3 separate regions of the Homo sapiens genome follow, and regions 1 and 2 are each linked to region 3. A link is a contact called in ENCODE Hi-C or POLR2A ChIA-PET data. All regions are on one chromosome and are shown on one strand. The core of a region is the stretch at or near the end of the contact, and the rest is flanking DNA. Distances in the headings are between cores, read along the strand shown.

Region 1 (3,375 bases), core at 745-3,244, 350 kb after region 3:
AGAAACGGTGGCTGTTTTTTTTTCCTTTTTCTCAAACCTGAGTAATTGTCAAAGTCAATAAATAGGGGGAGAGAATTAAAATGCTAAAATATATCGGGGTCAAATACCCTATCGGGACTAAAGCAGCAAGGGTTTCTTCGAATGCAGCCCTCTGTTTTGAGATGCGTCCGGCCTTATGCTTTTAAATGAGGACTTGGGGCAAAACCCTGGGCACAAGGTACCGCCCTGTGGCCGATCTGAGCCATGCCTTATTCCAATGACTGTAAACAATCAGGAAGGAGTGGGGCCTGACCTCCTTCACCCTCTCCCCCATCACAAAAACTCTTCCCTTTTGAAAGTTTCTGTTAAAGGCAAAATTATAGAAGCATCATCGAGTGGAAGTCTTATTTGGTTGGAGGTGCTTGGCTGTCCCGCGGCTCCGTGCTCCCCTGCAGGCACTGCGGAGTCAGATGTGTAAGAGGTCCTCGTCGCTGTCGTCATGGAAGGACACCAGCTTGGTGGAGCTCACTGTCTTCTGCTGTGCAGAGCTGGACTTCCCTTTCCTCGCCTTCTCACCCCTGACCAGCCCCACCCTATCGTCCTCACGCTCCTGAAGGGCATTGCTCTGTGCGTTTCTCACTGGGTGGGAGCTCTCTGCCCCAGCTCCCCTGCCCGAGTGAACTTTCACCTCTGGGATGGTCAGAACCTCATCCTCACTGTCCTGGTCATCCCCATGCAGGGAGCTGAGGGCTTTCACTGACTTGGTGGTAATATGGCCGTTCTCCTGCCCTTCCTTTCCCTGCCGTGGAGGAGGCAGCTGGATCTCTTCCATCAGCCACTCTGTTTCATTCTCATCTGTCTCTTCTTCCTTATTCACCTGCCAGGGATCAACAGCAGAGACCACGTGAGCCCCCTAAGAGACCCCATTCTGCTCCACCATCCACCACATCAGGGATGCTCTCTGCTGGCACGAGCTGGGGAAGAACTGGCCCACTGTCCTCACAGTCACTGCATCTCCAGTTCCCAGGGAAAGGAAGACGAGGGCTGGCAACACCTTCCTGTTCCTAATGAGACTGCACCAAGGCAGGAGGGTTTGGGAGGGTGGCAGTGGGGTCATTTGGCAGGAGTCTCACAGCCAAGGGTGGGACCAAGCAGAAGGCGTTCGGGATGGCCTGGACCGAAAAGCAGACCAGTGATCCCCCAGCGCAGCTGGGGGAGAAGGGGCTCTTCCGGGCTACTCATAGACTGAAAGGTGCCCACTGCATGGCAGGGGAGGAATGTCAAAGGAGGGACTCCAGTCAAAAGCCTAGTTTTAGAGAGCAATTCATCATTACCCATCGAGACCACAAACATTATGTCCTTTGATCCAGATAATGCCTCTTTTCTGCAAATTTACCTGAAAGAAATCATCCAAATGCTACATGCACAACTATCTTCACTACTGTGTGTGTGTGTGTTTTGTTTTTTTTTTAAAGAACAGCCAAAAACAGTGGAAACAACCTAATTATTAAATACTTCAAGGAAATCAGTTGTAACCACGAGAGAAACTTGAGGGAAAAAAATAACAAAAAAATGTGCTGGCGTAAGTGGCTGAGGCAACGGGTGTTGCTTTCCTTTCTGGATTCCAGTCAGCCTGTGACTGCTTTCCTTGGCACCCCTGATGAGAACGACATGGACAGCGCAGCACAGGGGGCCGGGGAGGCAGGCCTTCAAGAGACTCGCCACAGAAAATTACCTTTGAGTATTTGTAGGACACGTTGGAACTTCTCCTACAGCAAGTGGTCAGCTTACTTATCACTGTTTCCCTATAAAAAAAAAGGAGACAATAATTACTCCAGTGTAGAGAGGGCATGGGCAGGAGCCCCACCCCCGCCAGCCCCACCCCCATCTGCACCACCAGGGGGCTGGTGGTGGCTGCATTTCTCCCACATTCTGAATGACAAATGAGTAGCCGTGACAGGTTATATATACCCTAATGTATTTGTTGTGATTGAGTGGAAAGAAGATGGGCTTTGGAATCCAACAGCAGAGGGCCCTCTAGAGCAACTTAACATTAGGGCAAGGACTTTTTCACATGACTAACAGGACCACACCAGTCCGTCGCCACTAAGCCTGCCCAATGGTGGCTCGCAGAGACAGACATCACATGCCCTTCCCGGCCCAGACCTTCTTCTGCCCCATTCTGCATTTTGGGTGTAGAGGGCCACAATCGGTACTTTTTTTTTTTTTTTGGACAGAGTCTCACTGTGTTGCCCAGGCTAGAGTGCAGTGGTGAGATCTTGGCTCACTGCAACCTCCATGGTTGGTACTTTCTGACCACCTCTCTCATTGGCCTGTGGCTCAGCTGGCAAATGACAGTGGCAGCAGGGAACGCCTGAGCTGGCCAGCTCCTGCCCCCAGGTCAGAGCCACTAACACTGACGCCTGACGTGAAAATCTGCTTGACCGTCACATGGAGAGTCCTTTCACCCAGCAAAGTGGCGCAAAAGGATGGCATCATACCTGGTACATAGCAGGCGCTTAATAAACTCCTGCATTTATGATGTGAGGAGGGCAGAGGGGTCAGCTGCTCAGTGGGAAAAGGCACCCATGAAAGGTGCCGTTTAATGTTCTACTCATCTTTGGACACAAAGGACCACGGTCCTAGAAGCCGCAGGCACGGGTGATGTGCGAGGGCCTCGGCCTTGGTCAGACAGAAATGCAGGCATTTAAAAACCACAACGCTGGGGACTGCTTCCAGAGAGTTTTGGACTAAGAACCTCGAGCCTTCGCTGCTGTAGGGCTTAAAAACAAATAAATAAAACCCCACAAAACTGACCCCAAGATTAGCTATGGGAGGCATGCATCCACCCGCCCCACCTCGCCCTGCCACCCGCTTACCTCCTCTCCTTCTTGTAGAGCAACAGGGCCAGCAGGCAGCAGGTGAGCGCCACCAGCAGCAGGCTGAGCACCGCGCCGACTGCCTGGCTCCGTTCTGACAGCCCCTTGTGCATCTGCCCGTCGTCCCCGGGATTCTCGCTGTCAAAGCCCACCCTGCAAGGACGTCACAGAAAAGGAGCCGTGTCACAGGGTGGTCCTGCTGCCACAGCCACAACCTGAGACCTGAGTCCCCAAGGCAAGAGCAGCTCTGACTTTCCCAACACCATGTGATTCTTACTCCTGCCCAGAAAACAAGGCCACAAGTCCCACTCCACATGGAAGAGGGCTGCAAAAAGTTCCTGATGATGAGTTTGTGGCAGGGTTGTCAGAAAGCAGACAAGAAGGCACTGCTTCCAGCTCCATGAACTATCATTCACCCAAACACAGAGGAGACAGGCAGGAGGGACGCGGCCCCCTCTAGGTGGCCCAATCCACGGCAGGACTAGGCTGGGGCAGAGGCTGTCCCGAAGCACCACAC
Region 2 (3,348 bases), core at 825-3,324, 470 kb after region 3:
GTTGAACCCATCTGAGGACAGCCTCTATGAAAAAGCTGTGAACTGTCTGAAGATTCAGACCACATCACATCATGCTGATCAACAGATCATATGCTTTTCCTTGCTCAACTTCTTCCCCAAGCTTAAACTTCTGCTACTCTATACTCCCAGTCCAGTTCTGCTTTCTCTTCTGCACAGTGTGAATTGCCAAACACCAGAGCATTGCCTTCCACAACCTCTCTTCCCATACCCAACTGGTTTCCATGGAAATAATATCAAGTCCCTCAGCCGGCTCCTTCCCACTGGCTGCACTGTCCTTGCTATTTCTATGTAAGCAGCTTGTGAACTCTACAAACAAGGTCCACATCTATATTGTCTTCCTCAACTCAGATGCACACTCTCCTTTAATGAGACTACTCAGCTCAGCAGAGTCCAACAGTGACACAACTCAGAAACATTCTACAATCAAACCATCAGGCCCAGCAGGAAACGGGGAGCAGCAGAAGTCAAATACAAGGCAAATGACTTTAGAAGATCTCTGCTTTTAAAGCAAAGTCTGTGGCAGAAACATACCCTATTTTTTTAATTTAACAAGGGCAATTAATTTAACCATATAAACCAAGCACACAGTCGGAATCTTTCCCATAAAGAAAGCTCAGATACTGTTTTGCTCCTGACTGTAATCTCACTGCTTCTGCTGAAACTATCCTGGAGAACTGCAGTCAGTCCACGCCTGTTCAGAAGTACAGAGGTTCCATTTTAACCTCATTTGCTTGAAATTTCATAATATCCTGAAAGGTGTTGGCAGATTACCAATTAGAAGGAAGCACACAAGTAACAGACTGTCAGCTGGTTAACCCAGAGACAGGAAGGTGTTTCTACTTTCCTGCTACTGTTCCAGCAAGGGCCGCAATCGAAACCCACCCTGGTCCAGACGAAACCAATCGAGGGGCTGCAATGAAGAAGTCAATGTAGCCCCAGGCCGACACAGCTGCCTAGAGTTCAAAAAGCTTAAAACAGAGATGCAGAGCCATCTCCACTGAGTGAGTTCTAAATGTCTGTCCAAAAATGAAAAATAAAAAATTCAAAATACAATGTCATAGGGATACAGATATAGAATATCTTTAAACTGACATTGGTATCTTAATATGACACCTCTCAGAGTTTTCATATATGCCATCACTCAATGCTTGCAAAACCACAATAGCTTGCAAGATGTAATTTGGAGTTCTTTCCTTTTAAAAACAGCTAGCATCTAAAGTATGTAAAATTCTATGATCAAAATATATGGTATGCTCAATCTCTTAAAGAAAATAAATCTTAGAAAACTGGGTTCCTTCCCTTCAACACAAAACATCTCCATGAAGTATCACTCTGTCCCTTCCTCATTTATTGCCATATATCCAAACTCTTTTAAAATATATCTTAGTTTCCTCAGTCCCTGTGAATCTTGGGGTTATGCTAATGGTCATGTAACTATTAAACATTTTACTACTGGCCTGCAATTAATAAAGCAAGATAAAGGCAGGATGGGATCAGTAATAATAAAAGTAGGCACGTGTGAATCTGTAATTTGGTTTCCTTAAAAGACAGAAACCCAGTTGGTGACACATAAGTGAAATTCACATAACAAGATACATGGTCACTAGCTAGAGAAATGTTTCTCTGAGTCTACAGCAAGCAACAAATCTAACATGTTGGAGACAAAGAGAATGTGAAGTGTTTCCAACCTGAACATCCAAAAAAGATTCTCCTACTTTCGACATGCACGCAAGTCCTCTAACAGAGTATTCAAGAAATCACCTGGCTCACTACTGTCCCTCAACAGTATCAGACAGTGTTTCAGCTCATACATATCCAGCACAGTCACCTTCAGAAATCCAGACCAGTCTCCTTAACTAAGGAGAAAGGGAAAAAACAGCAAGGAAGAGGAGCAAGGAGGCAGGGTTCCCACACTGGACCTTGGGAGCAGAATGTCAAGAGCCTAAGGTAACCACTGTCGTCAACAACTTGCTGTTGCCTACACTAAAAGAGAAACAATCTGATTTGCATGAAGACTCCTACCCCGAGCTGAAGGCTGGGGAAGCACGTGAGTTTGACACAGCATGGCCAGAGCTTATATAGGAAGTACTTCACTTCCTATTCTAACAAACCCACAAAGCTGTGGACAAAGATACAGGGCCGACAAATACAAATAAATAGAAGCAGGGAAATGCCAAACGTCAGCCTTTGGTTTTCCCTGAGAGGTATGCAGGGTCTGGAAGGAAGCCCGGTGTATGGAGAGGGATCCGGCTGGAAGCCCTAAGTCAAACACGACATCTAAGTTGATGTCAGAGCCCAGGGAACCAGGGCAGGCAATGGGGACTGCGTAACAGAGGTCACCTGGAATAGAGAGGGGGCACGCTACCCTAAGAAAGGTGCCATGAAGGGCCTGGGCCAGATTCCTGCCCCAGCGCTGACTAACAAGCTGTGTGAGCCAGTCTCTCCCAGCTCAACTTCCTCGACAAAACTCAGCTAGCCTACAAGGTCATTGTGAGGAGAAAACCACCACCAGGAACACAGAGCTATCGAAACAGACTATGATCTAAAGCTTTCATTTGAATCCAGAGAGAGAGTTGGACTGCTTAAAAACTAAGTTTACAAAAAAAGGTGAGTTGGCTGGGGGCGGGGGGTGCCCTCTGAAAGGAGTGTCACATGACACTGGCAAGGAACTGGAGGGAGAGACGGGCAGGCCCCTGTCCGGAGGCATCTCCTAGGAGCTGATGAAGACAGAGACACACGCACTCAGACAAACACACTCACACACACACACTCAGACACACACACTTGCACTCACAGACACTCAGACACACACACTTGCACTCACACACTCGTGCACTCACACACGCACTCACGCACACATACACACTCAACTGCCTCCTGGGACCTCTCAGGACAAGGATGCCACTCTGGCCTGCCCGCCCTGCACCATCCACAACAGAGACAGGTGAGTCCAGAGCTTCCAGCAGAAGAGCAGCAGGGGAAACAGAACAAGGGCAAACACACCAGGGTGTGGCGTTCCCAGGAGGTGGGCAAGTGCCCTCCACAACAGAAAGCTACCACAAAAATGGCTGGTCCTCTCTGCTATCCTTGGCTCAGATCAACTCAACAGTACAGGATGCAGGCCAGTATTTCAACCCTAAACCCTGCTCCGTGATGATTTTCTTCCAATCAGAGCAATTACCTGGGCGGTCTCATACTTTGCTCCTCATGTATAAAGAAGAGTTGTAGATGGGCTAAACTCCCTGCTTTGCCATGTGGATGTCTGAGGCCAACCGCCTTTAAGGACAATCCAGCCCCCAGCGCAGAATTCAGACCTTAATGTTCAGC
Region 3 (3,104 bases), core at 91-2,590:
AATAAGAAAGGCCACTCTCTCCCTTACATGAACAATAGTCTGTCCACTCTGAGAGACTGAAATTGGGTCATGGTCCTGCCCCTGAGCCCGTCACTGATTGGCTCTGACCTGCATCAGCTGTTCCATGCTGAAGGTGGAGGCAGGACCCCATTCATACCCAGAAGGGAGCAAAAGGTAGATCCCTCACCAGAATTATGGGATGTAGGGTGAAAGGCTGCTGGGCAGCCAGAAAACAAACAGATCCTCTACAATACTTCAACTGATGAAAGCATGAAGCTAAAATCATAAGGATCCGGGTGTGAGTTCTGTCTCTCCCATATTCCATGTGACGTTGGGCAGTTATTTAATCTCTTTTAGCCTCAGCTTTCTCATCTGTACTTACATATAAGGTCATTGTGAGGATTAGGGTTATTAATCATCGCCGTCATCCCCGTCCACCACTTATCATCATCCTCCCCATCAACATCATCACCACCACCGTCATCATCATTACTACCATTACCATCACCACCATTCCACCACCATCACCATCATCACCATCACCACCGCCATCATCATCATTACTACCACTACCACCGCCATCACCACCATCACCATCACCACCATTGCCATTATCACTACCACCACCATCATCACCATCACCACCACCATCACCATTATCATTACCACAACCATCATCACCACCACCATCATCACTATTATCACTACTATCACCATCACTATCACCACTATCATCATAAATAAACATCACATAACCGGCGTGTAACCGGGCCTTGACCCCAGAGCCCACTCGCTGTGTCCTCTCTCCCACCCCCTTCTGCACATTTCTAACCACCATCCTGCACTGGCTCCCTGTCTCCTCTGGTCTCACCCACATGTCCACTGAGAAAATGATTCTCAGAACACTAACTAGACCAGGAGGAGTCACAAAACATAACTCAGATCTGTTTATCGATTTTCTATATGTTGATGACATCAGATCAATGGGTGTTCTCAGCTTCTCAGAGGGAGGTCGAAATTCTCCCCCTCTCCCCTTCATGTTTCCAGACCTTCCTTGACTTGGATATTCCAAATGCAGAGTAGGTGTTGAGGCCAAGGGGCTCTTCCGTGTCAGCCCCATCCACAATCACTGGGCTAATCTTGTGGCCCTCTCCCCAGGACCCAATCAGGGAGGGCTTCAATCCTCAAGGTCACCCGTGGCCCCCCGCCCTCAGAGGTGCCATCTCTACATTGGCCACTGGATGGCAGCACATACTCACAGACCGCGTCAATTTCCTGGCAACTAGTGGTGGGTTTACCTCCTGATCAGGATGTTTGCCTTGCTCTGAGAGCAGATCTGAGAGCAGTGATATCTAACTTAATTTTCAGCAAAATATTTTGAAAAGGGTGCTCCCTCACCCATCTACACAGTCCACGTCATGCACCCCCTGCCCGATGCTTGGTAGCCAGGAGGAGCTTCCTCCATGCAGCTCCTTCCCGGCTAGGGCTGAGCTGGGCTCTGGAGCCAGGCTCTGGGAAGAGCCTCTTCTACGCTGCTCATGTAAACTCCAGATTCAGTGTCAGTTTTCTGAACCTGAGACAATGATCTAAGTGCAGTCCAACACTTTGGGGGAAGAAAGAAAGAGTGCCTCAGCTTTTGCCTGTGTCATGCTCGCAAAGCAAAATATTTTGAGAAATTCTAATCAAAGCTGGGCTTGCAAAATTGGAAAACGATTATTTGTGAGAGCACTGAGACATCCTTGGCGTGTCCATCTGGAAAAACAGCATTCCCTCTGGCAGTTTAGCAGATGTTCTGTTTCAATTTGGCAAAGGAAATAAAGCAGTTTTTCACAAAAGAAAAACTACAACTAGGAGAATTGTCCCTAGTTGTATTTCTTCTCCCTAATTGTCAAGGAAGTGTAAATCAGAAAATGAATCAGGACAATTTCCACCTACTATGTTAGCTAATCTTTTAAAAATTGAATACTCACAAGGGTGAGGAGAATTGTTTCCAGTAACATTTTATACTGTCACACACTTTTAGAAAATAATTTGGGAGTGTTACCGCGAGATGGAAATATGTCAACATAATTATGGGAACTTAGACTTCAGAAAAGAAACGAGAATGAACTTTATGAACAAACATGTGGAAGATTGGAAGCAAGAGTGGGGCCAGTGTGCACGGGGAGGAAGCATTTGGGCAGTGACTCCGCAGACCCAGGCTCAAGCTGAACTACACAACCTCCTTACACCTCAGTTTCCTCAGCTGTAGAACAGGAATGATAAAAGTGCCTGTTTCATAGGACGGTTGTGAGGATGAAGTGAGATACACCACATTAAGAGCTTGTGCCTGAAAAGGTTAATTCTTAGTAAATGACGACTATTCTTTTTATTGCAATAAAATATACACAACATAAGAGTTAGGATTTTAATTATTTTGCAGGGTACCACTGAATGGCATTCAGTACATTCACAATGGTGTGCAACCATCACCATATTTTCAGAACATTTTCCTCATCTCAAAAGGAAACCTCATGCCAATTAAGCAGTCACTCCCCATTAAAATATTAGTTATGAAGATTGTAGCATTATTTTAAAAACTCATGATATACATTGATTGAAAAAATCAGTATATAAAATTGTGCATTATGATGTAAGTAGTAAAGAAGCATATAAAAAATCTGAAAAAGTATATAAAAAGAATAGCAATTGCATTTCTCAGACTCTCTTTACATTGTAAAAATCATTTTCATACTTTCAAAAGAAAAGCAAAAAGTACACAAACAACAACGAACGTAAAACACCATGACAAAGCCCAGATCGTTAAACCCAGATCTCAGGAACACAGAATCATATATGATGTTTACACTCTCCAAGGTCAGAGAGTCCAGCGGCATTGGGAGCTGCCTTGTGTTCTGCAGCCTCACGGACAGACAGGAGGTCCAGTGCCACTGCTCTGTTCTTCTGGTTTTCCTCCTAAACATGTTTTGGGTTCAGCAACCATTTCTTTCATCTTTTAAACACAGGTACCTTTGGGGCTGGCCTTCTCAAGGAAGCCCCAGCTTCTTGTGATTGAGAATAAAGTGTGCAATCGCTATGAGTATCTGAATGGAAGAATCAAATCC

What was found. A loop is a pair of places that touch in the nucleus more often than their neighbours do. ChIA-PET counts read pairs that join two places held with the same protein, here RNA polymerase II (POLR2A). Pooled maps may share reads with other maps.
Region 1: a loop to region 3 is called in a map of GM23248, with 2.4 times the contacts of the local background. The contact joins two enhancer-like sites. A Hi-C loop is called at or near these places in 7 of 168 maps with a recorded cell type or tissue (GM23248, IMR-90, colonic mucosa and 4 more) and 7 of 50 pooled maps. POLR2A ChIA-PET finds 5 or more read pairs at or near these places in 1 of 52 experiments (H1).
Region 2: a pooled map shows a loop between it and region 3 (3-fold over the local background). The contact joins two enhancer-like sites. A Hi-C loop is called at or near these places in 3 of 168 maps with a recorded cell type or tissue (CD4-positive, alpha-beta memory T cell, ascending aorta and naive thymus-derived CD4-positive, alpha-beta T cell), 2 of 37 single-sample maps with no recorded cell type and 11 of 50 pooled maps.

Annotation. Positions count from the first base shown.
Region 1 is chr6:160,102,155-160,105,529 of GRCh38, reverse strand. It overlaps IGF2R (insulin like growth factor 2 receptor), which reads right to left. Exons shown (of 48, transcript NM_000876.4): 46 at 2,859-3,011; 47 at 1,715-1,784; 48 at 1-856. The coding sequence ends at 446. Among named protein-coding and RNA genes, the nearest start is that of SLC22A1, 18 kb to the left of the region's middle. Within about 2 kb of position 1,994, at least 2 of the 41 ENCODE cell types and tissues checked have a DNase peak (open chromatin) inside an H3K27ac peak, as active enhancers do.
Region 2 is chr6:159,980,782-159,984,129 of GRCh38, reverse strand. The region is part of intron 1 of IGF2R (insulin like growth factor 2 receptor); the gene reads right to left. Among named protein-coding and RNA genes, the nearest start is that of IGF2R, 13 kb to the right of the region's middle. RefSeq lists a silencer at 639-933 and enhancers at 812-1,051, 1,799-1,968, 2,159-2,268, 2,279-2,328, 3,161-3,348. Within about 2 kb of position 2,074, at least 28 of the 41 ENCODE cell types and tissues checked have a DNase peak (open chromatin) inside an H3K27ac peak, as active enhancers do.
Region 3 is chr6:160,454,272-160,457,375 of GRCh38, reverse strand. No RefSeq gene overlaps it. Among named protein-coding and RNA genes, the nearest start is that of SLC22A3, 110 kb to the right of the region's middle. Within about 2 kb of position 1,340, at least 11 of the 41 ENCODE cell types and tissues checked have a DNase peak (open chromatin) inside an H3K27ac peak, as active enhancers do.